Linked DNA regions of Homo sapiens: region 2 is linked to region 1. A link is an interaction called in ENCODE POLR2A ChIA-PET data of the cell type or tissue named here. Cell type or tissue: GM12878. All regions are shown on one strand. Each heading gives the region's core, and the rest is flanking DNA. Links, peaks and the distances in the headings are about the cores only.

Region 1 (15,507 bases), core at 5,332-9,331:
ACTCAAGTAGCCTCTGAGTCTATTATTTGAACTGAATAATCTCAAGTGCATTATTTATTTCTGATATATGTGATTTGAGGAAAAGGCAATGAGCTAGACTCAATTATTCATTCAAAAAACATCTGGGGGCTTTTAATGCATGCTGCCAACGCTGGACACTGGTAAAACAAAGCCAAATATGACCCAGGCCCTACTTCCATGAAGTAAACAATCTGTAAGAACATACAGACAGACACCACGATGTGGTAAACGCAGAGTTTGGAATTGCCTGCAAACTGTGAGACAACAAAAATAGCACTCGCTGATGCAGCACTCTACAAAAAGCTTTCCCATGTTGTCTGGTAGCATCTTTACAATAACTGAATGTGGTGGGGGGCAGGAAAAATATTATTATCACCCCTGTTTCATAGGCAGTCTCTGAGACTGAGGGTCGAGAAACTTGTAGCTGATAACTTCTTGACCAGATACTTTCTTCTATGTCTTCAGAGGTAACAAAACTTTCATCCTGTAAAGATGGATTTAACTTTGGGAATACATCAAAAGTCAATTCAGTGCTAGGTCTAGTAAGGAAGATAAGAAATCAGATAGAGTAGTGCTTATTTTGGAGTACAAAATTTAAAAAATGCAACCATAAAAAGACATGAATCCAGGTTGGACATTAAAGAAATTTCAAAAGAGAAATTCCAGAAATGTCTTGAGCAATGTGGGAGCATCTTTGGGAAAAGGCACAACTCTTTTAGGTGAATGCTTACTTACAAAAAAGAAAAAGCATTAATTCCCCCTATAAATTTTTATCTCCTTATTGCCTTTAATCAGTGCTATCTGAAATCTCAGTTCCAGTTTCTTCTAGTTCTTCCTAAAATAGGGATGCTAAGCAGGGACACCTCATTCAGCTGGAAGTCCAAAAGGAGCAGAACCAAGGGCCCACAGCCTGCCTCTGCAAGGGTGGATATCTGGCAATCTCCTCTCAGCCATCGAATTACTAAGGACTACCTTGTGGTCCATAATACTCAGGTCTTTTATATTTTTCAAAAATGCAAATGTAGCCATGAAAACTCTTCTGTTTTAAATGCTTTGGTGGCTCTCCATTGTCTACACAAGGAAACCCAAAATTCCCAATGTGGCTTCTATAATCTGGCTTTTGCTTCCCTCTCCAGCCTGTTACATCTCCTTCTCCCATCACATCTATGCTCCAGACATCCCAGTTCTTTGAAGTTTCCTGAACAAACGCCTGCACTCTCCTTCTTCCTCGCTGCCTCTATATACACTATACACTTCTGTCTCTCAGTTAGCTGAGTGTTATCTCCATCTTAGAAATGGTTCCTGATTCCTTTCCTGATCTGACCTGCTGTTTCTCCCCCAGGGTTAAGACCCTCTTCTGGTCTTGCAGAGAATCTTGAATATCTCTCTGGTTTAGTCTTCCTCATACTACAGTGTAACTGCTGTCTCCCTTACTAGGCTGCAGGTGCTCTTGAAGGTGGCGGCTCTGCTTTTTTGTTGAGATGGGGTTTTGCTATGTTGCCCAGGCTGGAATGCAGTGGCTATTCAAGTAATCATAGCACACTATAGCCCTGAACTGCTGGGCTCAAGTGATCCTCCTGCCTCTGCCTCCCAAGCAGCTGGGACTATAGACATGTGCCACCACACCTGGCTCTATGGTGGCTCTGTTATTCGCCTTTGTACCAATTGGCCTTTGTACTAGCCAGCAATGCTTGCCAAGAAGAATGCCCTCAATAAATGTGTGCTGAATAAATAAATGTTTCTGAGTAGCCAGCCACCTCCAAAACCTTTGACTAGAGTTCTGGTTTTGTTCACCTTGCTCCTTGATAGTATTAATACATAATTCCAAATCATTGAGCAATTATGTTTATAAACTCTTACATGATAATGCCAGAGAAAAGGGTAATAAGTTACTCGAACAGCTGAAACAAGGTATTTCTACTACTACTAACTTTATGATATGAAAATCCAACACTTATCTTTCTCAAATGGACCAGTTAAACTGCTTGAAGATTGACATCTGTCTAGTGTATGATTAGCCTTTGAGGTGGGAGAAAGTACATATATTGTCCTCGGACAGCCTTCCCCATGTGGGTTAAAAGACCTTGCCATTCTTTATGAAATTTTGCCATACACAAAATTTGTCTCTGTACTGTGTTAGTGTACTGTGTTGACAGCTTCTAATTTCTCTGTTAAGTTAGAATTCTAAGAAACCTAACAAAATAGCTCCTAGTTATTACTAAGATTGTCATTCTATGGGACTGTGGATTACAAACTTTAATGAATCTGATTTAAGTTTTTTAGGGGTAGGGTTGAAAGGAGACTTGTATTTAAAAAGCAAAACCAGCCTTTTTATTTTTAAAGAAAAATCTCAGCAAGACCAAACAATTTTCAAGTTTTGCCCACATCTGATCCTTTGAAAGGACCTGCTCTGTATCATAGGTGGGCTGCAGCATACTTTTGTCCACATCACTTCTCTGGGACGCCCTTCCGCCTCCTTCCCACTGGTGTATGTCCCTGTTTTTTTCAAAGCCCAGTTTAATTCCCATTTCCTCCTAAAATTCTTTTCTGACTGCCCTGGGCCTCAGGATTTGTTCCTGCCTTTGAATTTCTTTAACACCTTCTATGAAACCTCTGTGGTATGCACTCAGAAGCCCTGAGTTTGATTTGAGTTACATTCAGTCACTATTACTGGAGAAAGTCACATTGCTTCTCAGGCCTCTGTTTCCTCACCTGTGGAGAGGGGTGGTAATGTGCAACCTATTTACCTCACGTGGCCTGAGGATCAAACATCATGGATTTGAAAGGGCTCTGCAAATGGCAAAGTGCAATCCAAACATTTATTATCATTTTAACTTATTTTGTACTTTGTGTCTTAGTTAGCTTGGGCTGCCATAACAAAATACCATGGCCTGAGTGGCTTAAACAATAGCAATTTATTTTCTCACAGACAGAAGTCCCAGATCAAGGTGCCATCAGTCAGTGTCTGGTGAGGGCTCTCTCCTTGGATTGCAAATGCCTGCCTTCTCACTGTGTCCTTACATGAGCTTTCCTCAGTATGTGCCAGAGAGAGAGAGTTTTAGTTTCTTCCTTCCTTATGAGGACACTAATCACAACACAGGGATGCAGGGAGAGCGGGGGCACCCTCATGACCTCATTTAAACCTAAGCATTTCCTTCCAAAGGCCCCACCTCCAAATACCATCATATTGGCAGTTAGAGCTTCAACATATGAGTTTTAGGGAGATACAATTCAGTCCATAATAGTGTGTCTATGTGTTGCATATAAACTGTGCTTATTTGAATATTTACATTTTTATAATACTCTATTATACTGCTACTGTGGTTTGAATATGGTTTCTTTGGCTCTGCCAAGTCTCATGTTGAAGTTTGATACCCAGTGTTGGAAGTGGGGCCTGGTGAGAAGTGTTTGGGTCATGGGGGTGGATCCCTCATGAATGATTTGGTGCTGATCTTGTGGTAATGAATGAGCTCTCACTCTATTAGTTGCTATGACAGTTTCCTTGAGTACTGGTTGTTAAAAAGAACCTGGCACCTTCCCTTTCACTCTCACTCCCCTGTCATGATGTGATCTGCCCATGCCACCTCCCCTTTGCCTTCTACCATGAGTGGAAGCAGCCTGAGGCCCTCACCAGAAGCAGATCCTGGTGCCATCCTTCTTGTATAGCCTGCAGAGCTGTGAGCCAAATAAGCCTCATTTTTTTTTTAAATAAATTACCCAGCATCAGGCATTCCTTTATGGAAATATAAATGGGCATAGACAACTACATACCCCTTTCAAAGTGTTTTGTGTACATCATCATACACATATAACTTATTTGATCCCAACTCACTTTGGAGGTTTATACGTATATTTCTAAATATGTCCTATCTACACTAGACTTAAGCCATTTGGAGGGCAGACACTATTTATAGAATCAAAGAATTATAGAAATGTTATTTTATTTTTATAACTTTCATAGCTTCAGCAATATACATTCACTGTTTTTGTTTTTCTTTTTGCAAAGTAGGACAATCCTAAGAGGCAAGAAGAAAAAGTAAACAAAAATTACCATAACTCATCAAGAACTACTGTAATACATAGGCACATCACTTCCTACATTGAGACCATGTAAATATCCACCTATATTTTCTTCTAGCACTTTCTTCTTTTTTCATTTGTTAATCTTTAATCAGTTCAGAAGTTTGTTTTAGTATAGTGGGTCGGATAAAGTTCTAATTTAATTATTTTCCCCAAATGGCTACCTCACTGTCCCAACTTCATTTCTTAAATAATCCACCCTGTACGGTACACTGCTGCTTTAATTATTGTAACTCTGTTGTATACTTAGGCATCTATCTGACTGGGAAAGATCATGATCCTGTTACTCATTTTTAAACATATGTCTCAAAATTTGTGTATTTTTTAATAGACTATTTTTAGAACAGTTCAGATTTACACAAAATTGAGCAAATAGTACAGAGAGTTCTTGTACCCTCAAACTACTCTGGTGTATTACTAACATCTTACATTAGTATGGTACACTTGTTATATTCAATGAAGCAATACTGATAGGTTGTTATTAAGTAAAGTCCAAAATTTATTTAGATTTCTTTAGTGTTATGGACCAAATTGTGTTCCTGCAAAATTCATACATTGAATACATTCATACATATACATACAAATATACTATGTGACCATATTTGAAGATAGGGCCTTTAAGCAGGCAATTAAGATTAAATAAGGTCATAAGGGTGGGACAGCAATCCAATAGGACTTGTATCTTTATAAGAAAATGATGAGGCTGGGCACGGTGGCTCACGCCTGTAATCCCAGCACTTTGGGAGGCCGAGGCGGGCGGATCACGAGGTCAGGAGATTGAGACCATCCTGGCTAACACGGTGAAACCCCGTCCCTACTAAAAATACAAAAAAATTATCCGGGCATGGTGGCTGGCGCCTGTAGTCCCAGCTACATGGGAGGCTGAGGCAGGAGAATGGCGTGAATCCGGGAGGCGAAGCTTGCAGTGAGGGGAGATTGTGCCACTGCACTCCAGCCTGGGGGACAGAGCGAGACTCCATCTCAAAAAAAAAAAAAAAAAAAGAAAATGATGAGACATGAGGAGCACATGAGCACAGAAGAAAGACCATGTGAGGATACAGCAAGAAGATGGCTGTCTGCAAGCCTGGAAAAGAGACCTCACCAGAAACCAATCCTGCTAGCATCTTGATCTTGGACTTCCAACCAACAGAACTGTGAGAAAATAAATGTTGTTTAAGCTACCCAGTCTGTGAGATCTTGTTTATAGCAACCCAAGTAGAGCAATATCCTTAGCTTTTACTTGATATCCTTTTTCTGTTCCTGAATCCCATTCAGGATACCATATTACATTTAGTTGTCATGCCTCCTTAGCCTACTCTTGGCTGTGGCAAGTTTTCAGAATTTCTCTGTTTTTGATCACCTTGACAGTTTTGAGGAATACTGGTCAGATGTCACAGGGCTGCAATTCAACATTTTTCTCATGATAAGACTGGGCTTATGGGTTATTGGGAGAAAGGCCTTAGATGTAAAATGCCATTAGCATCACATCGTTTCAAGGGTACATACTAGCAACATGATTTATGACTGTTAATGTTGACCTTGATCACTTCACTGAGGTAGTGCTTGTCAGGTTTCTACACTGCAAAATTACTCCTTTCTTTCTTTTCTTTCTTTCTTTCTTTCTTTCTTTCTTTCTTTCTTTCTTTCTTTCTTTCTTTCTTTCTTTCTGTCTTTTTAAATAAACGTGTATTTTAGGTTTGGGGGTATATGTGAAGGTTTGTAACATAGGTAACGTGTCATGGGGGTTTATTGTACATGTTATTTCATCATCCATGTATTAAGCCCAATACCTAACAGTTATCTTTTCTGCTTGAAGTTACTCTTTTATTTCTTGCTTTCCATGATGTACACTTTGAAAGGAAGTCACCATGCGTAATCCATACCTAAGGAGTGAGAAATTATGTTTCCCTACTCTTTTTATTAGAACATTTTGTGGCTATATTTGTTTGCATGTTTCTCTCCCTCCTTCTACTGGTATTTTTATTTGAATTATATTAGGTTTATAAAATAATTTTTAGGTAATTTGGTTTTTGTCAAAAATTAAGTATTCTAGAAACATAGTATATCAATGTACTCCTTTAATAGGTTGCAGTTTTCTTAATTTTACATAAAGATTTTAATAAATCTTTATAAAGGCTATTGCCAGGTAATTTATATTTGGTGAGTTAGAATCTTAAAAATTATGTTTTCATAATTTCAAAAATTATGTGGTTGTTTCAGAGCAACTATGACTTTTTGTGTACTTATTTTGTATCTGGTCACAATACTGACCTCTCAGAACTTTTGGTAGATAGCCTTGGATTCTTTAAATATGCAAGTAACTTAGCTTCCTGTATTCCATTTTACAAATGTGCAACTAAAGGTCTCAGAATTAGTTGCCAAGCTGAAGCCAGATTCCTAGTTCACTGGAAAACTTGGAAGCCTAAATATGACTAATACTTTTACAGGTACTTTTGCAGCTATTGAAAAACAAAGAACAAAATAGTGTCTGGATAATTGTTGACTATGCTAACAAACATTTGGCACTTATTATAATGTTAAGAAATCACAAGCAACACAAAAATCACAAAGCTTTAGATTCATTTCAAATGAGTTAATTAAAACAAGCTATATAAAGAATGATGACATTACTAACACTAAATATCAAAACCAGTTTTTCTCCTATGACTCTCGGTTTGCTTTGGCTACTGTTTAAAATATAAATGGCTGTTTTGTTTTAAATTTTTGATATTTTCCTAGGATTTCTAGAGTATGTTTTAAAATATTACTTGGATGCTTTTATTTCTATATTTTATAACTATCAAATGTAATTTTTAGGAAAAGCCTTATGAATATTTAATTTTAGGGCTTTTCTCTATTACTGATTACAAGTAACTTAGGGTTCTCTTTTCATAATTGTTCACAGATTCTTTAGGAATTAAGAAACTACAGGGTTTAGAGAGGTTTACTTCACCCACTACCAGTGCTAGTGTGTGTTGTCCAGGGAAGAGGGGATCAGACTGCCTCATCTACTGCTGTTAGTGCCTATACTTGTTGTCTGGGGGCCTGAGGACAGGCCTGCCCCATCTGTCACCACCAGTGGTATCTGCACACATTATCTGGGGTCTGGGGACTGACCTGCCCTGCCCATTGCTATGGGCACTCATATGTACCATCCAGGGGCCTGAGGTTAAGCATGCTGTGTCTGCCATTGCCAATGCCCACAGGTGTCATGTGGGACCTGAGGACAAGTCTGCCCTGCTACTGCCACAGGTGTATGTGCATGAGCATGCCATCCTGGGGCCCAGGGATCAACCTTCCTCACTGCCACCGTCAGTGCCTGCAAGTACCATCTGGAGGTGTGGGGATTAATCTGCCCCACCCATAGCCACTGCCATGGGTGCCTAAATGTGCCATCTGGGAGCCTGGGTACCATTTTGCCACTCCTGCTGCTTCTGGTGCTGGTGCATGCCAGCTAGGAACTTGAGGACAGGCCTGCCCTGCCTGCTACTGCCAGTACTGGTACCCATGGATCAACCCACCTGGTGTGCCTATACCCAAAGAAGCCTCACCACAGCCTACACTAACAAGTGCGGCCTAATCACTGAGGAACTCAACAGACAACACTGAAGCTGACTAGCTGATTACAGGCTAAGAAGTCTATACTACTGCACCCACCCAGAAGCAAAGCTGAAGCACCCTACCCAACCAACAGTGTGTGTGTGTGTGTGTGTGTGTGTATGTATATATATATATATATATATATATATATATATATATATATATATGAAAAAGTCTTTCCCTCTGAAGGCCAATCCATAAAAATGAAAGAAGCAATTGGTAGACCAGCTGTGCACATATAAAAGTAAGGACACAAGAAACATGAAAAAGCAAGAAACACAACATCCTCAAAGGAACACAATAATTCTCCAGTAACAGATAACAAATAAAGGAAAAATTGTGACATGACTAAAAGAATTTAAAATAAAGATATTTAACAAACTAAGTGAGATACAAGAGAACAGAGATAAACAATACAAAGAAATCAGAAAACAAATTCATGATCTGAATGAAAAATTCAACGAGATAGATATCATATAAAAGTATCAAACAGAAAGTCTAAAACTGAAGAATTCAATCAATGAAACAAAAAAACTGAGAGCTTCAACAATAGACTAGATTTAGCAGAAGAAAGAATTTCTGAATTTGAAAACATGGCTTTTGAATACCAAATCAGACCACCCCCCCACCAAAAAAAAAAAAAAAAAAAAGCCTATACAACATATGGGACACCATGAGGTGCCCAAATACTAGAATTCTGGGAATTTCAGAAGAAGAAGAGATGGGCAAAAGCATAGAAAACATATTTAACAAGTAATAGCTGAGCAGAAAAACTCATAAGTCTTACAAGAGGCATAGGAAGGAAGGAAGGAAGCTCAAGGAGTGCGACATACATTCAACCCTAAAAGCCACATTATAATCAAACTGTCAAAAGTGAAAGACAAGGCCAGGCATGTTGGCTCATGCCTGAAATCCCGGCACTTTGGGAGGCCGAGGCAGGCAGATCACTTGAGACCAGGAATTCAAGACCAGCCTGGCCAACATGGTAAAACCTTGTCACTACTAAAAATACAAAAATTAGCTGAGTGTGGTGGTGGGTGCCTGTAACCCCAGCTACTTGGGAGGCTGAAGTACGAGAATCGCTTGAGCTGGGGAGGCAGTGGTTGCAGTGAGCCAAGATCATGCCACTGCATTCCAGCCTGGGCAACAGAGTGAGATTCTGTCTCCAAAAAAAAAAAAAAAGTCAAATAAAAATAGAGAACTTTATAAACACCAAGAGCAAAGCATCAAGTCACATATAAGAAAATACATATCAGACTATCAGCAGATTTCTCAGCAGCAACGTTACAGGCAGGGAAAGACTGGGATGATACAGTCAAAATGCTAAAAGAAAACAGATACTGCTAGTCAAGAATAGTGTACCCAGCAAGGCTATATTTCAAAAATGAAGAAGAAATAAAGTCTTTTCCAGACAAACAAAAATTGAGGGATTTCCCCACTAGACCACAACTGCAAGAAATGCTTAAGGGACTCGTATACCTGAAAACAAAAGGACAATATCTACCATCATGAAAACATATGAAAGTATAAAACTCATTGTAGAGAAGATGCACAAATGAGAAAGAGAAAGGAGTCTAACATTACCACTACAGAAGATCATAAAACTGCAACAAAAAATAGGAGAAGAAGAAAGGGAAGGGAAATGGCAATAATAAAAAACGAAGAGAGGAGGAAAGGATATACAAAACAACTATAAAACAATGAACAAATGACAGGAATAAATCCTAACCTATCAATAATAATCTCAAATGTAAACACATTAAATTCGCTGCTTAAAAGGCAAAGCCAGACTGAATAGATTTAAAAATGACCCAGCAATATGCTGCCTATAACGAACTCACTTCACCTGTAAAGACACGTATAGACTGAAAATGAAGGGATGGAAAAAGATTTTTCACACAAACAGAAACCAAACAGTGAGCAGAAATAGCTATACTTATCTCAGATAAAACAGATTCCAAGTCAAAAATTGTAAGAGACAACAAAGGTCATTATAGAAAGATAATGGGATCAAATCAGCAAGAGGATATAACGTTCTAAACATATTTGTACCCAACATTCGAGCACCCAGACATATAAAGCAAGTATTATTAGATCTAAAGGGAAAGATAGACTCCAGTAAAATAATAGTTGGAGACTTCAACAACCCACTGTTAGCATTGGAGAGATCATCTAGACAGAAAATGAATACGGAATCATTGCATTTAAACTGCACCTTAGGCCAAATGAACCCAGCAGACATTTACAGCACATTTCATCCAACAGCTGAAGATACACATTCTCCTCATCAGCACATGGAATCTTCTCCAGAATAGACCATAGTTGAAGCCACAAAACAAGCCTCAATAAATTAAAAAAAAATCAAAATCATATCACCTATCTTCTTAGACCATAATGGAATAAAACTAGAAATCAATAACAAAAGAAACATTGGAAACTGTACAAATGCATGGAAATTAAACAACATGCTCCCAAATGACCACTGAATCAATGAAGAAATTAAGGAGAAAATAAACTTGTTTAAACAAATGAAAATGGAAATACAACAAACCCAAACTTATGGAATACAGGAAAAGCAGTGCTAGGAAGGAAGCTTATAGCAATAATCACCAACATCAAAAAAGTAGAACGATTTATGCACCTCAAGGAATTAAAAAGCAAAAACAAACCAAACCCTAAATTAGTAGAAAAAAGGAATTAATAAAGATTAGACAGAATTAAACACAACAGAGACTACAAACAATACAAGTAATCTTCAAAATGAAAAGTTGGTTTTTTTGAAAAGATAAACAAAATAGATAAATTGTTAGCAAGACTAACAAAGAAAAACAGAAAAATGCCCAAAATAAATAAAATGAGAAAGAAGGAGACATTATAATTAATACAGCAGAAATAGAAAGGATCTTTAGAGGCTACTGTGAACTATATGCTAGCAAATTGGAAACCTACAGAAAATATGAATAAATTCTTAGACACATACAACCTCTGGAGATTGAACTAGGAATAAACAGAAAACCTGAGCAGACCAGTAAAAAGCAATGGAATTGAATCAGTAATAAGAAATTTCCCAACAAAGAAAAGCTCAAGCTTTACTGCTGAATTCTACCAAAATTATAAAGAACACACACTATTTTTTTTTTTGTCAAGCTATTCCAAAAAATTGAAGATAAAAGAATTCTTCCTAATTCATTCTATGAGACCATCACTACCCGGTAACCAAAACCAGACAAGGACATAACAAGAAAAAGAAAACTACAGGCCACTATCAGTGATGAACATAGATACAAAAATTCATAACAAAATACTAGCAAAGCATATCCAACAACGCATCAAAAAGATAATACACACCATGATCAAGTGGGATTCATCCCAGGGATGCAGTTATGGTTCAACATACACAAATCAATAAATGTAATACATCACATTAACAGAATGAAGAACCAAAATTGTATGATTGTCTTGATCGATGCAAGAAAAGCACTGCTAAAATTAAACACATTTTTATGATTAAAAACTCTCAAAAAATTAGGCACGGAAGGAGCATACCTCAATATAATAAAGGCCATTTGTGACAAGCTCACAGCTGACATCATACTGAATGGGGAAAAGGTGAAAGCCTTTCCTCTAAGAACTGGAACAAGACAAGGATGCCCACTTTTACCACTCTTATTCAACATGGTACTGGAAGTCCTAGTCAGAGCAATCAGGCAAGATAAAGAAATACAATGCATCCAAATCAGAAAAGAAGTCAAATTGTCTCTCTTTGCAGATGACATCAACTTATATGTAGAAAAACCTGAAGACTCCACAAAACACTTTTAGAGCTGGAAAGCGAATTGAGTAAAATTGCAGGACAAAAGCCCAACATACAAAAATCAGTAGTGTTTCTGTAGAGCAATGACAAACTATCTGAAAAAGAAATCAAGAAAGTAATCTCATTCACAGTAGCGACACACACACACACACCAAACTAGGAATAAATTTAACCAAGGTGGACCTCTACAAAGAAAACTACAAAACACTGATGAAAGAAACTGAAGAGAATACAAACAAATGAAAAGACATCCTCTGCTTATGGATCAAAAGAATTAATGTTGTTAATATGACCATACTATTCAAAACAATCTACAGAGTCAATGCAATCCCTATTAAAATACCAATGACATTCTTCATACAAATAGAAAAAAAATCCTACAATTTGTATGGAATTACAAAAGACACCAAATAGCCATAGCAATACCGAGCACAAAGAACAAAGCTGGAGGTATCACACTCTCCGACTTCCAAATATACTACAAAGTTATAGTGACCAAAAGAGCATGGTGTTGTTATAAAAATAGACACACAGACCAATGGAACAGAATAGAGAACCCAGAAATAAATGCACATATGTACAGCCAACTGACTTTCAACAAAGGTGCCAAGAACATACTTTGGGAAAAAGACACCCTCTTCAATAAATGATGCTGAGAAAACTGGATATCCATATACAGAAGAATAAAACTAGACCTCCATCTCTCATCATATACAAAAATCAACTCAAAATGAATTAAAGACTTAAATATAAGACCTGAAACTATAAAACTATAAAAAGAGAACACATGGGAAACATTTCAGGGCATTGGTCCAGGCAAAAATTTTATGGTTAACACCTCAGGCAATGAAACAAAAACAGACAAATGAGACTTAATTAAATTAAAAAGCTTCTGCCTAGCAAATGAAATGACCAACAGAGTAAAGAGACAACCTGTTGAATGTAGAAAATATTTATGAACTATTCACCCAGCAAGGTACTGATATCCAGAATATAAAAGGAGCTTACACAGCTTAAAAGCAAAAAACCAAAATCCTGTTAAAAAGTAGGCAAAGGATCTGAATAGACATCTCTGAAAGGAAGATATACAAATGGCCAACAGGTATGTAGAAAAATGTTCACTATCCCTAATCATTAGGGACCTGCGAATCAAAGCCACAGTGAGATCTCATCTCACCCCAATTAGAATGGTCATTATGAAAGAGACAGCAAATAACGAATGCTGGTGAGGATGCAGAGAAAGGTAACTCTTATACACTGTTGGTGTGAACGTAAATTAGTATAGCCACCATGGAAAACAGTATGGAGGTTTCTCAGAAAGGTAAAAATAGAGCTACCATATGACCCAGCATTTCCACTACTGAGTATCTATCCAAAGGAAAGAAATCATTATATCGAAAGGACTTCTGCACCCACATGTTCATTGCAGCACTATTTACAATAGCTAAGAAACAAAATCAACTTAAGTGTCCATCAGTGGATGAATGGATAAAGAAAACGTGGTACATATACACAATGGAATACCATTTGGCCATAAAAAAAGAATGAAATCCTGTCATTTTTAGCAACACAGATAGAACTAAGGCCATGATGTTAAGTGAAATAAGCCAGGCAGAGAAGGATGAAATACTGCATATTCTCACTCACATGTGGGAGCTAGAAATGTTGATCTCATGGAAGTATACAGTAGAATGATGGTTACCAGGGGCTGGGAAGGGTGGTGTGGAGAGGATAAAGAGAGGTTGGTTAATGGATACAAACATACCGTTAGAAGAGTAAGTTCTAGTGTTTGATAGCACAGTAGGGTGACTATGGTTAAAAATTTATTGTATATTTTAAAATAGCTAGAAGAGTTCAAAAGTTCCCAACATAAAGGAATGATAAATGTTTGAGGTGATCATTACACATTGTATCCACCTATCAAAATATCACATGTACACCACAAATATGTGCAATTATTATTTATCAACAAAAAAGGGAGGGGGAGAAATAAATTAAAAAGTGTTTATGTACAAGCATATCTGAAAAAATAAGTCTGAATCTTTTTTCAACATGAAGTAGATAGTAGAGATCACAGTAACTCATATGAAGAGACACAGACAGACAAAATGTGAATGAGCTCAGAGATCAAACTATGTAAAAAAAAAAAGTTCTGGAAAATAAGGCCACTGGAACTCTTCATGTTTAGCAGAGCAGGGATGACTTTGAGTAATAGAAAAGGCCAAAGGAGAGAAAGAGATCAATGGAGAAAAGCAAAAGATGAAAGAAGATTCAGAATAGGAAACAGAAATAGTTAAAGGAAGCAGAGAAAAATGCAGATACAAATGGTAAAAAAACAAAAAACTCAAAAGAGAAATTAAAAATCAACAGTAAGAGAAAAATAAGAACAAAAAATTTTAAAATACTTGAACAAAAAAATAAGAATAGAAAAATAGAGCATTAGGAAAATCAAGCAAAAAGGAAAATGGAAACTGACTTTTGAAAAAAGAAAACGAAGATGAAAACCAGTGGCTTTTCTTTCACTGTTCACCACTATCATGGAAAAATCTCCTGTTTCTGAACTTTAAAGGAATGTTATATTGCCCCCTCAGTTTGGAGTTTTGAAAGGCTAACTCTAAAACACGTCTTTTGTATCCCTTAGTTAAAAAAGAAATCCTCATAGTGTCTTCTGTAAATATTTAGTATTGTTGGAGTAAATATGAAAGACGTAGGTTTCAAAATATCTTTAGCAACAGGGGAATGCACAGTTTCTCAGCTTTCTTGCCTATCTAACATTGTGCTTAACACTCAGCAGGACACAGGTGGAAAGATTTAAGAGCCTTTCCAGAACAAATCTGTAATATGCATTCTTACACCTGCCCTGGGGTTTCAGCAACTGCTCAGCCAATAACATTTAACCTACAGCCAGTAGACTAACAGAACAACTGTCTTCCATAGGGAAGATGAGATTCCCTATCAAAAAGGCCTGGTAAGCAGCTGGGGTACATGGCTGTCTCCCTATCTCTCTCAAAACAGATCCACAAACAAAGCAAACTTCCCCAACATGACAGAAACTTATTTCAGGGCAAACCATATGAAAGCGCAGGGTTAAGACAGAAGAGCTGTCTTCATCCTGAAGAAAAAGGAAGAAAAAGAGGTGACTTCAGGAACTGGACAGGGAGTTTAGAATTCAAATAATCATAATTCCAGGGTCAGCAACTCTGACAACGACCTATTTATAAAGGACCACGTTGGTCTTTTGCAGCATTATTTATAGTTCTGTATAAAATGAACACTAACCAGAGAACCTGGTCTATAATCATATTCCTTCTTGCTTCATTTTATCACAACCTTAGAACTTGGCTAAGAGAGAGGAATGGAATAAAAATATTTACATTACACTGAGCTTATAATTCTATGTTCTCCAAAGTGATGATATCCTTTTGCTTTATATTTAAATTCTATTTACAATGAATGTTCCTTTATCTGTGTCCCCTCCCCTACTTTTTCTTAGTACTAGCCTCAAGGAAAAAGCCTACAGTTCATTAATGAGGCATTATTGTCCACTGAAAAAATATCAAAACTCAAAAATTTTTTTATCTCAGAATGGTAAGAATTATGATAGAAACCAACCTTAAGTTAATCACTGAGAGTTATTATGAGTTAATTTAAGAAAAGGTCATAAAACAGTCAAATATTATAGAAATGGTATATATTGTAATCATCTGATCTTGATAGATCTACTGACAGTGGTCAAATATAGATAAATTAATTCTTAAAAATAATAATGACTACACTGAAGATGAAAACAAGAACACATTTATTGAGCACGGATTGTTCCAGACACCATACTAAACCCTTTAAAAATAGTATTTCATTTAATCCACAAACTGACCTACCAAAAAGGTACTATTATTATCCCCAGTTTACACTTTAGGGCACAGAGTTAGAAAGGTTATGTAATTTGCCCAAGATCCCACAGCTAGTAAGTTTCCAAGTTGGGATTCAAATTC
Region 2 (15,507 bases), core at 7,103-11,102, 56 kb before region 1:
ACACTTAGCACAATATAAGTGCTCAATGAACATCATTGTGGTGGTGGTAGCTGCTGATAAAAATTTGTTTTAAGAAAGCCTGATGTCTTCCTGTTAGCTAGAAGACCACTTCTCCACTTGGGGAATAGAAGGTGCTAGGTGTCACTAAACTGTTGGTGATTTCCACCAGAGAAGGGAAAGACCAACGGGGAAGGGCTGAGAGCTGTCTGATGCTGTTCACATGCACTCTAGCAGACTCCACTTATAATCTGGCCCAACCAGCTTGATTGAAAAAGCCAGCCTCTCCACAGGAATTTCACACATGCAAATGAGAATTTTGATGGTCCTTGTAAAATAACCTCTAGTTTAGTCTGAACAGTCCCTGCCATTTGAGAGCCAAAGTCCCCAAGATGGGCCAAATTCACTGCACAATTGCTCTAGTCTGAACCCAGCCTCAGAGACCACAGAGGTAACAGTTTTCAATCTTCTAGTCCCAAGGATGCTCCCAGCATTGCTGCTGAATAAGCCAGCCCTTTGGTTACTTCAGTGCAGAGTGAGCCAGACAACCGTTAGTCCTAGGAAACAAAAGTCAACCCACATTAGCACCCACCTTTTAATACTGTATTTTCAAGCAAAAATGTCAATGTAATCTTTAAGAATGAGAATTTTTTGGTTTATCAAGAAAGTAGCACCCTTTTAAGGTATACTCATTTGTAGATTTTTCTTGATACTTTCAAGATTTTGGCTCTCCTTTATATGCCTGTAATTATTTACTTACCTCCTTGAGAAGGATTTTTTTAAGGTTTTCAGGAGAGTGAAATAGTTGAGCTCTTGGAAATATTTAAGTATAGTTCTACTTTGTTTTATCCAGTACATCTGGATTATTTTAGCCCTAGGCAAAGATCCATTAGCATCACACAAAACTATGTTGTCTTCAAACTATATTTTTGACTAAAATTTTCACCTTAAAGAAAATGATGTTTATACTGTTTAACACAGAAAAGACTCATTCATACTCTGACTTCTTGGATGATCTCTTTGTATTTCCTTTCTGTCTTCCTCTCCCTCAAATGTGGGCCTGTCCCAAAGGTCTATGCTTGGTCTTCTTCCCTAATCTCTCCTCACTGCAGAGATTTTAGTCATCCATATTGTTTGACCTGTCACTTCTATTTAGGTGCTGTCTAAAGAGTAATGCTCAGAAAAAGAAGTGAATGATCCCTACTTCAAAAGCATTGAGCTTGGGGAGCCCACAGGATGTCCAAATAGAAAAGTCCAACAGAAACATTTCCCCCAGTGCACACAAAGACACTGTTAAGTAAAAGCTTTATTCAGGTTTCTCTTGCCTGTAATCATGCCTTGAAAAAGCTCCTATTTTAATAAATCATGGGCCATATCTGTTTGACAGAGAAGCTGATGAAGCAGGTCTATTTTTCTTACGTCGTTTCTTTCTTTCTTTCTTTTTTTCTTTTTTGGCCCTTGGGGTCTCTCATTTCTTGCTTCTGTTTATCCAAGTTTTATTTACAGTATCCTAATAAATCTCTACGTTGCAGGATCATATGGACATGTAGACAGTTTCAGGGGTTACCCAGGAGCACTGTAATGTTAGGAAGCAGATGGCAATGCTTTACTGTTGAGGACACAGGGACCTCACTGCATGATACTGAAGTCAAGTTTCTCTCACTTGACTTAAGGAAAGAGATTCAAATGGAGGACAAGAGGGAGTCTTATATAGATCCTGTCCAAACCACCACTGGGCTAGGAGCAGCAGAAAATGTCCATGCTATCCCTTCCTCAGCTGGGTAATGACACATAGAAAGCTACTTACTTCCACAATAAAAGCGCATGTAAAAATTCTAATATTCAAATGCCCCTAAGTATCACCTGCCTACAGCTGTCAATGAGGTCACATCAGTATCAGTTCCTTAACCCCCTTCTCAAAGCTTAGCTATATTATTTCCAGGTGTCCCCAAGACTGTCCAGCCTGGGTTAACATTTTGATGTCATTCCATATGAACGTACATTTGATGCATATTGCTTTGTCATCTTCTTTTTCACTTGTAGTTTACTATGAACTTTCTCCAATGAGTTAGATATTTTTTCCATAACATGATTGTTTATGTTTATATCACATGGATAATTTGTTTAAACAGTCTTCTATTGTTGTACCTTTATTTCCAATAAAAAATAACTTTGTGGTGAATGTCTTTGCTTATACAGCTTTGCATACATCTCAAATTATTGGCCTGAAATAAATCCTTGGGCATGAAATTGCTTGGCCATAGGTTATGCTAATTATAAGAAGTAAATTCTATTATTGTAAATAAGTAATGATAAGGATATCAAATACTACTAAATATGGGTTAATGGGTGGCAGTTCCTCTGGAGAGAGCTTTTAAAAACAAAAAGATACTTACGGCTTTTTAAAAAAATGCATCTTAAGGAACAAAAACCATACCAAATTTATCAATACAATGGAATAATTTTGAATTTTGAAACTGCTCTATAATCTGACATTTTTGCTTCCTAAAATTTAAATTAGATACAGTATTCATATGTAGGAATTGTAAGCATCTATTTAAAGAACATTAATATATAAATTATTAGTGATATTCATCACCAATAAATCATGCAAGTATGAACAGGCATTCTGCACTTTATTTGAAAGCTCAGTACTTGAAGTTTCTTCATTCTCTACTAGAGAGATTTTTAAGTTTTAGTGGTCTATAAAGGATTAAGTGGAATGTATGACTTGTATCCTTCGCTAGATTTTAAGAGAAAGGAGTTGTCACCAATATATTTTGACCAAATACCTTATTAAAGACACAACGAAGAATGGAGCTTGGAAGCAACGGTAGCCCAGACGCCTCTAACAGCTCCATCATTCTGTACTTTAATAACTCATTGGCAACATTATGAAGTAGTTTATGTTCCAGACTTTGCCTCCTGGTATCTAGATTTTTATAGGTGTTTTGATTGAGGTATAGAGGAGGCATTTTTTGGCTGCTGATTTCTATTCCAGATTGTGGGATGTGAATAATTTGGTAAATTAACATCAATGGGTTAGACTGTTCTTTGTTACCAAAGGCCCCTGGGCTGCCCATTCCACTGGATGGTCACATTAATTTGCAACCACAGGAGGATGGCTGCTGGGCACATACGCCCACATTGAATTTCCTTTTGCAGGTTTTCTCCCTATTTTGAATATTCAGGTAGCCACTAAAGTCTGAGGCAGCTCTCTCTTGTGCATTCATAATTCTGGCTAAACCTAGGGCTTCCAAAACTAATATCAGGGAGGAAAGATCCAAACCTTAGTGCTTTTGTGGCTTTTTTTTTTTCCTGGGGCCAATTTTCGGCTATGTTTCCAATGATCAGTCTGTACTCCTAGTTATATACTAAATACATAAACTGTGTGTGCTACAAATGATGTTTTTCTAGCCTGTCCGTATAGCCTATTAAACCAGAGTTGGCAGTTTTCCATCCCTTAGGAGAAGCATTTGGCATAAATAATATTGTCATTTGGGAAGGCTAGACATGGTTTGAAGAAGTGACCTTGTATAAATATTGTCTGAGGTATGACTGAGGCTAAATTATATGACAGAGAGCTAGTATAGTCTGGGCTCTGGGCCCTCCTGGTAATGAAGTTGCTTCTTGTAGTAATGGAACCATCTGAATTGAAAATGTAATCAAATACATCAGAGGCTGTTAAAAGCACAAGAACCAGCTTATTTATGAGCCCCCAGGGTCCAGAGGATGAGAAAACGGTGCTGGAATTTCTTTGTTGTTCAAATGGCTTTGTCTTTTTAAAAGACAAGATGTCCTAGAAAGTGCCTTTTGTCCTTGCCACAGAACTTCCCTCAGTGTTGAGACTGCTGGTCAGGCCAAGAGTTTGTTGATTTCCCCGCCCACGTGTGGGGTGAGAAGCTGGCACAGAGCAGAGTCTTGGGTATTGCTGGGCTATTTGTGGTTGACCTGGTAATATCAGTAGCACAATACAGTCCCCCCAAAGACAGTTACTTTCCATTCCCTCTCTTAACACCCTAGTTTAGGATTTCATTTCCTCTTTCTTGGACTGTGTTGTTCTACCAGCCTCCTAATTATTCAGAATTCCTTCCCTTCACTTTCTCTTCCTTCTACTGATTTGCTAGATTTGTCTTTCAAAAGCATGATTTTCATCAATCCATCTATGTATCCATTTGTTCCACAATTATTTGTTGAATGCCAACTGTGTGTCAAGCACTTTGCTACCTGCTATAATAAATAAAATTTATAGTCTAGTGAGGAAACAGATGTTTGACAAATAATCACACTACTGGACATACAATTATAAGCAATTATAATCTTGCTTCTTGCCTACAGAAGACTCTTTTTTAATAACTCACCTCCTTCTTCAGCACCTTCTTCAACCCCTTCTTCGGCACCCTCCTTCTCAGCCAACTCTGCTGAGGGGGAAGGGGAAAGTATTAAAGGTTCTAGCACATCAAAGTTCCAGAGGGTGTTGCAGACCAGTTGAAGCTGGTAACTGGGAAGTGCTAATTATAAAATTATATATTAGGTATTAGCATTGGGGAAATTGTACAGGAGTTTATAAAGAAGACAGAGGAGTTGCCTGAAGCTGGGGAGTCTATGCCCTTGCCCAGAGAAGGGGCGAATTATTGAAAAAGAGTGTACTGTAGGAAAGAAGCAAGATTCTTTGGTGGTGTGAAACAAAGGAATCTCATCTAGACTGAGGAGTCAGGAGAGGCTCCACCAAGGCAATGATAATTAAGTTGCAGTGTGAAGCATGCACAGGTCTCAACTTGGCAGAAAAGGGGCTGGGGAGGATAGACAGGGTGGGTGGGTGGAGTGCTTTCCAATCAGAGGAAAGGCTGCAGCTGGGGGAAGTATGACGCCATTCGAGGAATGAAGAGACCATCAGCATGGCTGGAAGTACAGAGAGTGAGGGCCACACCGGGAAGGTTACGTAGCTCATGTTAAGAATTGAGGTCTATATTCTCAATTAACCATTAAAATGAGCCATTAAAGAGTGTTTAAGCAGGGCTGTGATTTGACCAGGTTTGCATTTTGAAAAGACAACTTGGGCTGCAGTGAAGAGGACCAATTAGCAGGGGCCAAAGAGATCAGATAGGAGGATAACGGCGAAGCTGGGTGTCAGCAGTGGAAATGAGAAGTAGACAGGTTTGAGTATTATTTATGTGGAGGAAAAAACCACAAGGTTTGATGATGGATTGAACATGAGGAATAGGGCAGAGGTAATCATCAAGGAGAATTGCAAGACTCCAATTTGTGCAACTGGATTGGTTGCACATTTACTAAGCAGGGGAATACTGAAAAAAGGAACTAAATTTTGGGAGAAAATAATGAGCAAAGCCTTGAAGCAAAAGCATGCTTGGTGTTTTCAAGGAAGAGCTAGGGGAGCATAGTAGCTGTTAAAGTCACAGAGGCATGATTGCAGAAGGAGGCAGAGTCTGTCTTGTAGGAGGACAAGCCCAAAATCAAGAGACCAGTTGGGTGACAATAATCCAGATTACCATTAATTACCATAATCCAGATAGAAGATGGTAGTGGTGGCTTAGATCAAGGTGGTGGCTGAGAAGGTGGTGAGAAGTGGCTAGGTCCTGGATAGATTCTGAATATAGAACCGGCAGCACTTTCTGATGAATTGGTTGTAGTGAGAATGAAAGAGAGGAATAGGATGACACCAAGCCTTTTGGTTTGAGCTACTGGAAAGATGGATTGCCATTTACTAAACTGTAGAAGACTTCTGGAAATTCTGTGGTTTTATTTTTTTATTTTAATTTTATTTATTTTTTTTTTTTGAGACAGAATCTCTCTGTGTTGCCCAGGCTGGAGTGCAGTGGTGTGATCTCAGCTCACAGCAACCTCTGCCTCCCAGGTTCAAGCTATTCTCATGCCTCAGCCTCCCAAGTGGCTGGGATTACAGGCATGTGCCACCACACCCGGCTAATTTTTGTATTTTTAGTAGAGACAGCATTTCTCCATGTTGGTCAGGCTGGTCTTGAACGCCTGACCTCAGGTGATCCACCGCGTTGGCCTCCCAAAGTGCTGGGATTACAGGCGTGAGCCACCTTACCCAGCCAGGGGTTTGATTTTGAATTATGTTTGAGGCCTTTTTTCGATAAGCAAGTGGAAAGATTGAGTAGGCTGTTGGATATATGGACTAAAGCTCAGAGGAGAGATCCAGAAAAAAATGTATAAATTTGGGTATCTTTGGGGATTAGACAGAAGGTACTCCAACCCATGAGAAAGGATGAGTTCACCAAGGGAGTAAGGATAATTAGAGAAGAGGAACAAATGTTTAGGAGCTAAGCATAAAGAATATAATTCTAATCAATAATGTTCAAGGTTATCATCACTAGTAATAAGACCTATCAACAGCATTTACCCCGATATGATGCATTGAGAAGGGCACACCTTCATGTCTGTGGTAATTTTGCTAAAAAATACCATATAATATCCATTTAACCACGATAAAATATCAGACAAGTCCAAATGTAGGCATGTTATACAAAATAACTGAACAGTACTCTTTAAAAGAGTCAAGGTCGGCTGGGCGTGGTGGCTCACGCTTGTAATCCCAGCATTTTGGGAGGCTGAGGCGGGTGGATCACTTGAGGTCAGGAGTTTGAGACCAGCCTGACCAACATAGTGAAACCCCATCTCTACTAAAAACACAAAAATTAGCCAGGCATGGTGGCACGTGCCTGTAATCCCAGCTACTCAGGAGGCTGAGGCAGGAGAATTGCTTGAACCCAGGAGGTGGAGGTTGCAGTGAGCAGAGATCATGCCACTGCTCTCCAGCCTGAGTGACAGAGTGAGACTCTGTCTCAAAAAAAAAAAAAAAAAAAAGAGTTAAGATCATGAAAAATAATTAATGACTGAGAAATGATTACAGATTGAAGGAAATTAAAAAGCTGTGACAATTAAATGCAACATGGGAACCCAGATTGGATACTATTAAAACAGAAAAAAGATATTAGTGGAAAAACTGTTGAAATTTGAATAAAGACTGTAGTGTAGTTAATAGTATTGTACCAGTGTTATTTTCCTGGTTTTGATCATTGTACTATGGTTACATAAGATGTTAACAAGGGAAGATAGTTTAAGGAAATGGAGGAATGTTCTGTTTCATTTTTCCAACTTGTCTGTAAGTCTTAAATTATTCCAACAGAAAAAGTTAAAGAAAATTAAGTTTATGGCTTTTCGGTCCGTACCCTAAGGATGTGGCTGCCCTCATGTCTGGTCTTTCTAGGTAAGCAGAGAGATGCTGGAGAAGGAGATAGGGCCACCCTATAGGGTCTAACTGTGCGAAAGGCTTTGAACTTTCCTTTGAGATCCAGTGAAGGGGTAGGCAGGGTAAGTGGGGGAAGAAGAGAAACCAGACATGTTTGTTTTCGGCAAAAAGAGACAAAAAAACAGAATAAATACTGTGTTAGGCCTGGATTCAGGCAAACACCCAGTTACTTTCAATTATTCATCCTGTTCTCCAAACAGAATTGACCATGAGTGACTTCATGACTCACAAGGGTGTTAGCATATTGTAACGTCTGGCTGGGAAGATTGCTCAAATCCCAAAGGATTTGACTCGAGGAGCCTTGCAGCATTCTGCTTTTTCCTGCCACGCCTACAGCTCAGGCACAGTTGTAGAGTGGATTTGAAGTTTATATGCCTGAAAGGTAGGTTGTATGTGCATTATATCTGACCTTCCCTGTTTGGAATGATTCCAGAACAAAGAATGCAGCTGGATTGAGATACCAACCGGCAGTGAGTGAGGATATGCCTGGAATAGACCTAATAGGAATGAGGAGAGAGACTCCCACAGCCAACTCTGTGGAGGGAGGACAGGGGAGCATTACAGGTTCCATCACACTGAAGTTCCAGAGGGTGTTGCAGACCAGTTGGAGATGGTGACTGGGGCGTGCTAATTATAAAATTATGTATTAAATATTAGCATTGGGGAAATTGCAAAAGAGGTTTCTAAAGAAGACAGAGGAGTCCCTGAAGCTAGGGAATCTATGCCCCTGACCAGAGAAGAGGTGAATTACTGAAAAAGATACACCCTTTAACCTCCCTACTGTCCCATGGGGAACAGGTCAATAATCAGGGAGAGGCTCTTAATCCCTGGAGGCCAGGGTATGATCACCTCCCTACCTCTAACCTACCTCATTGCCTGACCTGGCAGGAAACTGTGCACGTCCACCCTCTGTTCTCAGAAACTCTGAAATCTTGCAGTCCAATACCCTAAGGCTCTAATGCTACAAAATGCTACTATTAATGGTAGCTGTCAGTTTCTAAATGCTTACCTCATACTAGGCTCTTTATATAACTGTTTCTAATTCATTCAACAACTCTTCAAAGTAGTCATTATCATCCTTATGTTTTACAGAAGATTTTATTGGTGAGGAAATAAATGTTTAGCTTTTCTGAGATCACACAACTAGTGAGTGGCTAAGCCAAGATTTGAACCCAGATCTGATTTCCTATTGAGTCACAGAACTTTCCAATGAACATGTTGCCTCTCCTATCTCCAGTGAACCCCAGGGTCCAGGAGGAAGTACACCTTGGGGAAACATTAGCCACTCTGGGAATGCTGTGACTGTGGGCACAGAGCAGCCTTCCAGGAGTAACCCCAGCTACTCAGAAGGCTGCTCTGTGCGCACGGCCATTTCTTGAAACCTGTGTGAAATTTCAAGAAATTTCACTGGGGTTGGAAAATTAGCAGCCTGTGTCTCCTCAGGCCAGATTCGGTGGCCTGGTGCTGCTACAGGCAGTCAACGGTAACTGAGGTCTGTGGAGTGTGAGGGGGAAGGGCATGAAGTCACGAGGGGCACACCTGGGCTCCTGATGGTGGAAAATCACAAGGATGTTTTGTCAGCGTTTGCCTGCAGCTACATTTCTGGCTGAAATTTTGGATGGCTTTACCAAGCCTCAAAGGCAGAAAGAAAAAATCATGTTGAGAGAGACAGGCGCTTTGACGGGAAACAAGGTCTGGGTGCTAGCTGGCTCTTTGCCATGAACTTAACACATGAAGAGGAGCAGAGAAGCTTCCTTGTTACCATCAGACTGTCATCAAATTGCCCTGGGCATCCTACAGAGAGAAAGGTAGCCAGGCCTCCAACCTGAACAAACCCTTTGATGCAGCATTACAGAGGAGTGCAGGACCACAAAAGACTGTGTAACGACCTACCACATTGATAAAATAGATCCACTATGAACTATTTTCCTAATGAGGCAAGAGCATTTCATGTGTTGGAGACATTTTTAAAAGCCAGCATTTCCTAGAAAAAGTGAGTGAGAAAAAAAGAAAAGTCAACTTCACACCGTGTTGTGAAGAGGGAGTAAAGTCTGAACTCCAAAGCACCATTTATAAGATCAGCCCCTGCCTTTTCCTTGTTCTATCTCCCATTGTTCTCCTCTGCAACCTTTGTTCCATCCACACTGTTCTCCTGCTGTTGTGCTGTTGCATATCTGTCCTCTCTCCCAGCATAGCCCCTGCCTCATTCCTCTCCCTGCTCCCATCAGCTGAGTAGCTCCTACTTGTCTTTCACAACCGAGGTCAGTACCTCTCCCCTGGAAGGTCTTCCCTGCCGACCTGAGCTTAGGCAGGAGCCATCCCATGTGCACCCAGTGGATTCTTCTGTCAAACCCTTACCATTCTGCTTATTTAGCTCCTCAAAAGCAGGGACTGAATTTTATTATCATTCTCTAGCTCTTAATGTCCTAGGCTTCAGGGATACTTGGTGAACAAGAAAGTCAGGCCATCTGGCTGTGAACTAGACATCTCTACATGGATGTCTCACTGGCTCCTCATACTAAATTAACCTGTGCCTTTACCTGGCATCTTTATCATTCAACCTTATCAACCATCTTTGACTCTTTTCTCTCTCCCCCACCTCCTTTATTTAATCATCCACTAAATCCTGTGTATTTAAATAACAATCAGACTTAGAGCTTAATATGCTTTAGGCATTATGAAAAGTCCTATATAGGTATATGTTAACTCATTTCAGCCTCACAACAACCCAAAAGGTGGAGTCTCTCATAGTATACAGATGAGGAAATTGAAGCAAAAGAAGGTGAGTAATTTGCCTGAAGTCACACAGCTTAAAAGCGATGGAGCTAGGATTGGAACCCAGGCAGTCTGGATTCAAAGCCCTACCTCCTAAATATTTCTCAGTCCCACAGGCCGCCGTTACCTCATTCCTCCTGCAATCCATTCCCCATAATGTAACCAGAGCAATTTTTCCAAATAAACTCTCCTTAAAAACTTCCACTGCTCCCTAACATACTCTAAACAGAATTCCAATAACTTTAGACACTGATAAGCCCTTTTCCTGTCTGCTCTTGCCCACCTTCCAGCCTTGACTCTTGCGACCCTTCCTCTCAAAGCCTGAGCTGTTCTGCAGTTGGTTTCTGTGTGTGAAACATTGTAGACTCATTCTCCCTGCTAGCCTTCAGCCTCATCTTAGATGTGACTTACATCAGGAAGCCCTCTGTATGAGTCTGTTCTCACACTGCTATAAATAACTACCTGAGACTGGGTATTTATGAAGAAAGAGGTTTAATTGACTCACAATTCCACAGACTGTACAGGAAGCATGGCTGAAAGGCCTCAGGAAACACAAAATCATGGCAGAGCTCAAGTGCCTAGAGTGCAGCAAGGCTGTGCAGGGCAGCATGGCCACAGGCCTGGCCCATGAAACCTTTCAGTCCTCCTAGGCCTCCGGGCCGGTGATGGGAGGGGCTGCCACACAAAGATCTCTGAAATGCCTTGGAGGCCTCTTCTCCATTGTCTTGGCTATCAGCACTTGGCTCCTTTTCACTTATGCAAATTTCTGCAGCCTGCTTGAATTTCTCTCCTGAAAATGGGCTTTTCTTTTCTACCACATGGCCAGGCTGCAAATTTCCCAAAGTTTTATGCTCTGTTTTCCCTTTGAATATAAGTTCTAGGCTGACTGTGATGGTTCATGCCTGTTATCCCAGCACTTTGGGAGGCCGAGGCGAGTGTATCACTTGAGGTCAGGAGTTTGAGTTAGTCAGCCTGACCAACATGGTGAAACCCCATCTCTACTAAAAATACAAAAATTAGCCAGGTGTGATGGCAGGCACCTGTAATCCCAGCTACTCAGGAGGCTGAGACAGGAGAACCACTTGAACCTGGGAGGTGGAGGTTGCAATGAGCAGAGATTGTTCCACTGCACTGCAGTCTGGGCAAGAGTGAGACTCTTTCTCAAAAAAAAATATATATAAATATAAATATAAGCTCCAAATTTAGGTCATTTTTTTTGCTCACGTAATATGTTGTTAGTAGCAGCCAGGCTACATCTTGAATGCTTTACTGCTTAGAAATTTCTTCTACCAGATATCCTAAATCATCATGTTCAAGTTCAAAGTTCCACAGATCCCTAAGGCAGGAGCACAATGCAGCCAAGTTCTTTGCTAGGATATGATAGAAGTGACTTTTGCTCCAGTTCCCAATACATTTTTCATTTCCACCTGAGACCTTCTCAGCCTGGACTTCACTGTCTACATTTCTATCAGCATTTTGGTCACAAACATTTAGCAAGTTTCTAGGATGTTCCAAACTTTTTCATCTTCCTGTCTTCTTCTAAGTTTTTACAGTCTTCCAAACTCTGCCTGTTACCTAATCTCAAAGCTGCTTCCCTTCCACATTTTCAGGTATCTTTATAGCTCTACCCCACTTCTGAGACAAAATCTCTGTTTTAGTCAGTTCTTGCTGTGCTATAAAAAAATACCTGAGACTGGATAATTTATAAAGAGAAGAAATTTAATTGACTCACAGTTCCACAGGCTATAGAGGAAGCATGATTCTGACATTTGCTTGGCTTCTGAGGAGGCCTCAGGAAACTTACAGTCATGGTGGAAGGCAAAGGGAATTGAGGCATCTCACATGGTGGGAGCGGGAGCAAGAAAGAAGGGGGCAGTGCTACACACTTTCAAAAAATCAGATCTCATGAGAATTCACTCACTATCATGAGAACGGCATCAAGGAAATGGTGCTAAACCATTCATGTGAAACCACCCCATGATCCAATCATTCCCCAACTAGGTCCCACCTCCAACATTGGGGATTACAATTGAAAATGAGATTTAGGAGGGGACACAGATACAAAGTATATTAGCCATTCTTCAGACCCCATTGGTGGCAGCAGTGGACTGAGTAAGCTTATCTTTGTGTTCTAGGGTGGTATATGCTGGTGTATGTTGGTAGTTATCAGTAGGCCAATTTTTGGGCCTCCAGATAGCTTTCATGGATGCTGGTAGTGACCACAGTGGGCTGGGAAGGTGAACAGTTTCTTGGGACCCTCTACCATCATGAAAACACATGAAAATATAAAATTTACTGGTAAAGCAATCACACAAAACAGGAAGGGAAAGGACTCAAATTGTATCACTACCGAAATTCACCTAACCACAAAAACAATCAATAAAACAAATGGAGAAGAACAAAGAATATATAAAACAACCAGAAAACAATGAATAATATTACAGAAACATGAATTAAAATTTCCACTGAAAACATGTTGAATGAATGAGATCATGTCCTTTACAGGAACATGGATGGAGCTAGAGGCCATTATCCTTAGCAAACTAGCACAGGAGCAGAAAACAAAATACTGCATGTTTTCACTTATAAGTGGGAGCTAAATGATGAGAACACATGGACACATAGAGGGGAACAACAAACACTGCAGCCTACTGGAGGAGGTAGGGTGGAAGGAGGGAGGGATCAGGAAAAATAACTAATGGGAACTAGACTTAATACCTGGGTGATGAAATAATCTGTACAACAAACACCTGTGACATGAGTTTACCTATATAACAAATATGCACACATAGCCCTTAAATTAAAAGTTATAGAACACAAACAAAAACATGTAGAATGGCTAAATGAAAAATTTTTTTAAAACCCACATGATCTAATTATATGCTGCTTACAAGTAACTCACCTTACTAGTAAAGACACAATTAGAGTGAAAGTAAAGAAATGAAAAAAAAAATTCCGTGTAAACAGAAACCAAAAAGGACCAGGAATAGCTACACTTATATCAGATAAACAGACTTTATATCAATAACAGTAAAAAAAAAAAAAAAAAAAAGAAAGACAAAGAAGGTCATTATATCATGATAAATTAAAGGGATCAATCCAGCAAGAGGATACAATTCTAAACATATATGCACCCAACACCAGAGCACCCAGATTCATAAAGCAAATATTGCTAGATCTAAATAGGGAGATTGACTGCGATGCAATAATAGTGGGGAACTTCTACAGTATATCGCACTCTCAGCATTAGATTGATCATAAACAGAAAATCAACAAAGAAACATTGGATTTAAACTGCATTTTAGACCAAAATGAACCTAACAGACATTTACAGAAATTTCTATCCAACAACTGCAGAATATACATTCTTTTCATCAGCACATAGAACATTCTCCAAGATACACCATATGTTAGGCCACAAAGCAAGTCTCAACAATTTTTAAATATCAAAATCATATCAAATATCTCCTCAGATCATAATGGAGTAGAACTAGAAATCAATACCAAGAGGAGCTTTGGAAACTATACAAATACATGGAAATTAAACAACATACTACTGAATGACCACTGATTCAACAAAGAAATTAAGATGAAAATCAAAAAAGGTCTTAAAATGACTGAAAATGGAAACAACACACAAAAACCTGTGGGTTACAAAAACAGTGCTAAGAGGGAAGTTTATAGCAATAAATGCCTACATCAGAAAAGGAGAAAGATTACAAATTAACAGTCTAACAATGCACCTCAAGCAGCCAGAAAAGCAAGAACAAACCCAACCCCAAATTAGCAGAAGAAAAGAAATAATAAAGATCAGAGCAGAGCTAAATGAAATAGGGACTAATAAAACAATACATAAGATCAATGAAACAAAAATTGGTTCTTTGAAAATATAAACAAAATTGATACACCATAGCTAGATAACCAAGAAAGCAAAAGACATAAGCAAAACCACAAATGAAAAAGGAAACATTACAACTGATATCACAGAAACACAAAAGATCATCAGAAACTGTTAGGCACAACTACAAGCTGACAAAGTAGAAAACCTAGCAGAAATGCATAAATATAACCTACCAAGATTGAGTCAGGAAGGAATAGAAAACTGGAACAAAACAATAACTAGTAGCAAGTTTGAAGTGATAATAAAAAGTCTCCCAGAAAGAAAAGTCCAGGACTGGATGGATTCACAGCTGAATTCTACCAAATGTACAAAGAAGTACTAATACTTATCCTCCTGGAACCATTCCAGAGGAGGGAATGTTCCCTAACTCATTCTATGTGGCCAACAGCAGCCTAATACCAAAACCACACAAGGACAAAACAGAAAAGAAAACCACAGGCCAATATCCACAATGAACACAAAAACAAAAATCCTCACCAAAACACTAACAAACCAAATGTAGCAGCACATCGAAAAGATAATAGAGTACAATCAAGTGAGATTTATAATAGGGATGCAAGGGATGGTTCAACATATGCAAATCAACAAACATGATACATCACATCAACAGAATCAAGAAAAAACACTGTGTGATCATAGAAGCAGAAAAATCATTTGATAAAATTCAATAGAAGCAGAAAAGTTATTTGATAGAATTCAACATTTCTTCATAATGAAAACTCTGAACAAACTAGGAATAGAAGAAACATACCTCAAAATAATAAAGGACATATATGACAAACTCACAGCTAATGTCTTTATGAATGGAGAAGAGGTGAAAACCTTTCCTTTAGGAACTGAGGCTGGGCACGGTGGCTCATGCCTGTAATCCCAGCACTTTGGGAGGCTGAGGAGGGTGGATCACAACGTCAGGAGTTTGAGACCAGCCTGACCAACATGGTAAATCCCATCTCTACTAAAAATACAAAATTATCTGTGTGTGGTGGTACATGCCTGTAATCCCAGCTACTCGGGAGGCTGAAGTGGGAGAATTGCTTGAACCCAGGAGGCAGGGGTTGCAGTGAGCCAAGATTGCACCATTGCACTCCCGCCTGGGCAACAGGAGCAAAAACTCTGTCTCAAAAAAAAAAAAGAACTGAAACAAGACAAAGATGCCCACTTTCACCATTCCTATTCAACATTGCACTGGAAGTTCTGCCAGAGTAATAAGGCAAGAGAAAGAAATAACAGGCGTCCAAATTGGAAAAGAGGAAGTCAAATTGTTCCTCTTTGTGATATGATCTTCTACCTAAAAAAAAAAAACTAAAGACTCCATCAAAAAACTATTAGCTTTCATAAGTGAATTCAGTAAAGTTACAGGGTACAAAATCAATGTACAAAACCCAGTAGTGTTTCTATACACCAGTAATTATCTAGCTGAGAAAAAAATCAAGAAGGCAATACAATTTACAATAGGCACAAAAGGTAAAATACTTAGTGATGAATTTAACCAAGGAGGTGAAAGATCTCTATAAGGAAAACTGTAAGACACTGATGAAAG

The links. Peaks named below come from ENCODE experiments on the same cell type or tissue, not always from the same donor. Only the 100,000 strongest peaks of a DNase experiment are listed, where the experiment ranks them.
Region 2: POLR2A ChIA-PET joins it to region 1 with 10 read pairs; 3 of 35 experiments call an interaction of 5 or more read pairs at or near these places.

The regions. Positions count from the first base shown.
Region 1 is chr5:64,997,223-65,012,729 of GRCh38, reverse strand. The region is part of intron 13 of CWC27 (CWC27 spliceosome associated cyclophilin); the gene reads right to left. Among named protein-coding and RNA genes, the nearest start is that of CWC27, 240 kb to the right of the region's middle. In GM12878, for the core only: no CTCF peak of the experiment used is centred there; no DNase peak of the experiment used is centred there.
Region 2 is chr5:65,054,963-65,070,469 of GRCh38, reverse strand. It overlaps LOC107986419 (a long non-coding RNA gene), which reads right to left and starts at 14,270. Exons shown (of 3, transcript XR_001742682.2): 1 at 14,141-14,270; 2 at 4,359-4,415. In GM12878, for the core only: no CTCF peak of the experiment used is centred there; DNase peaks (open chromatin) are centred at 8,199, 8,859 and 10,577; H3K4me3 peaks cover 666 bases; H3K27ac peaks cover 4,000 bases.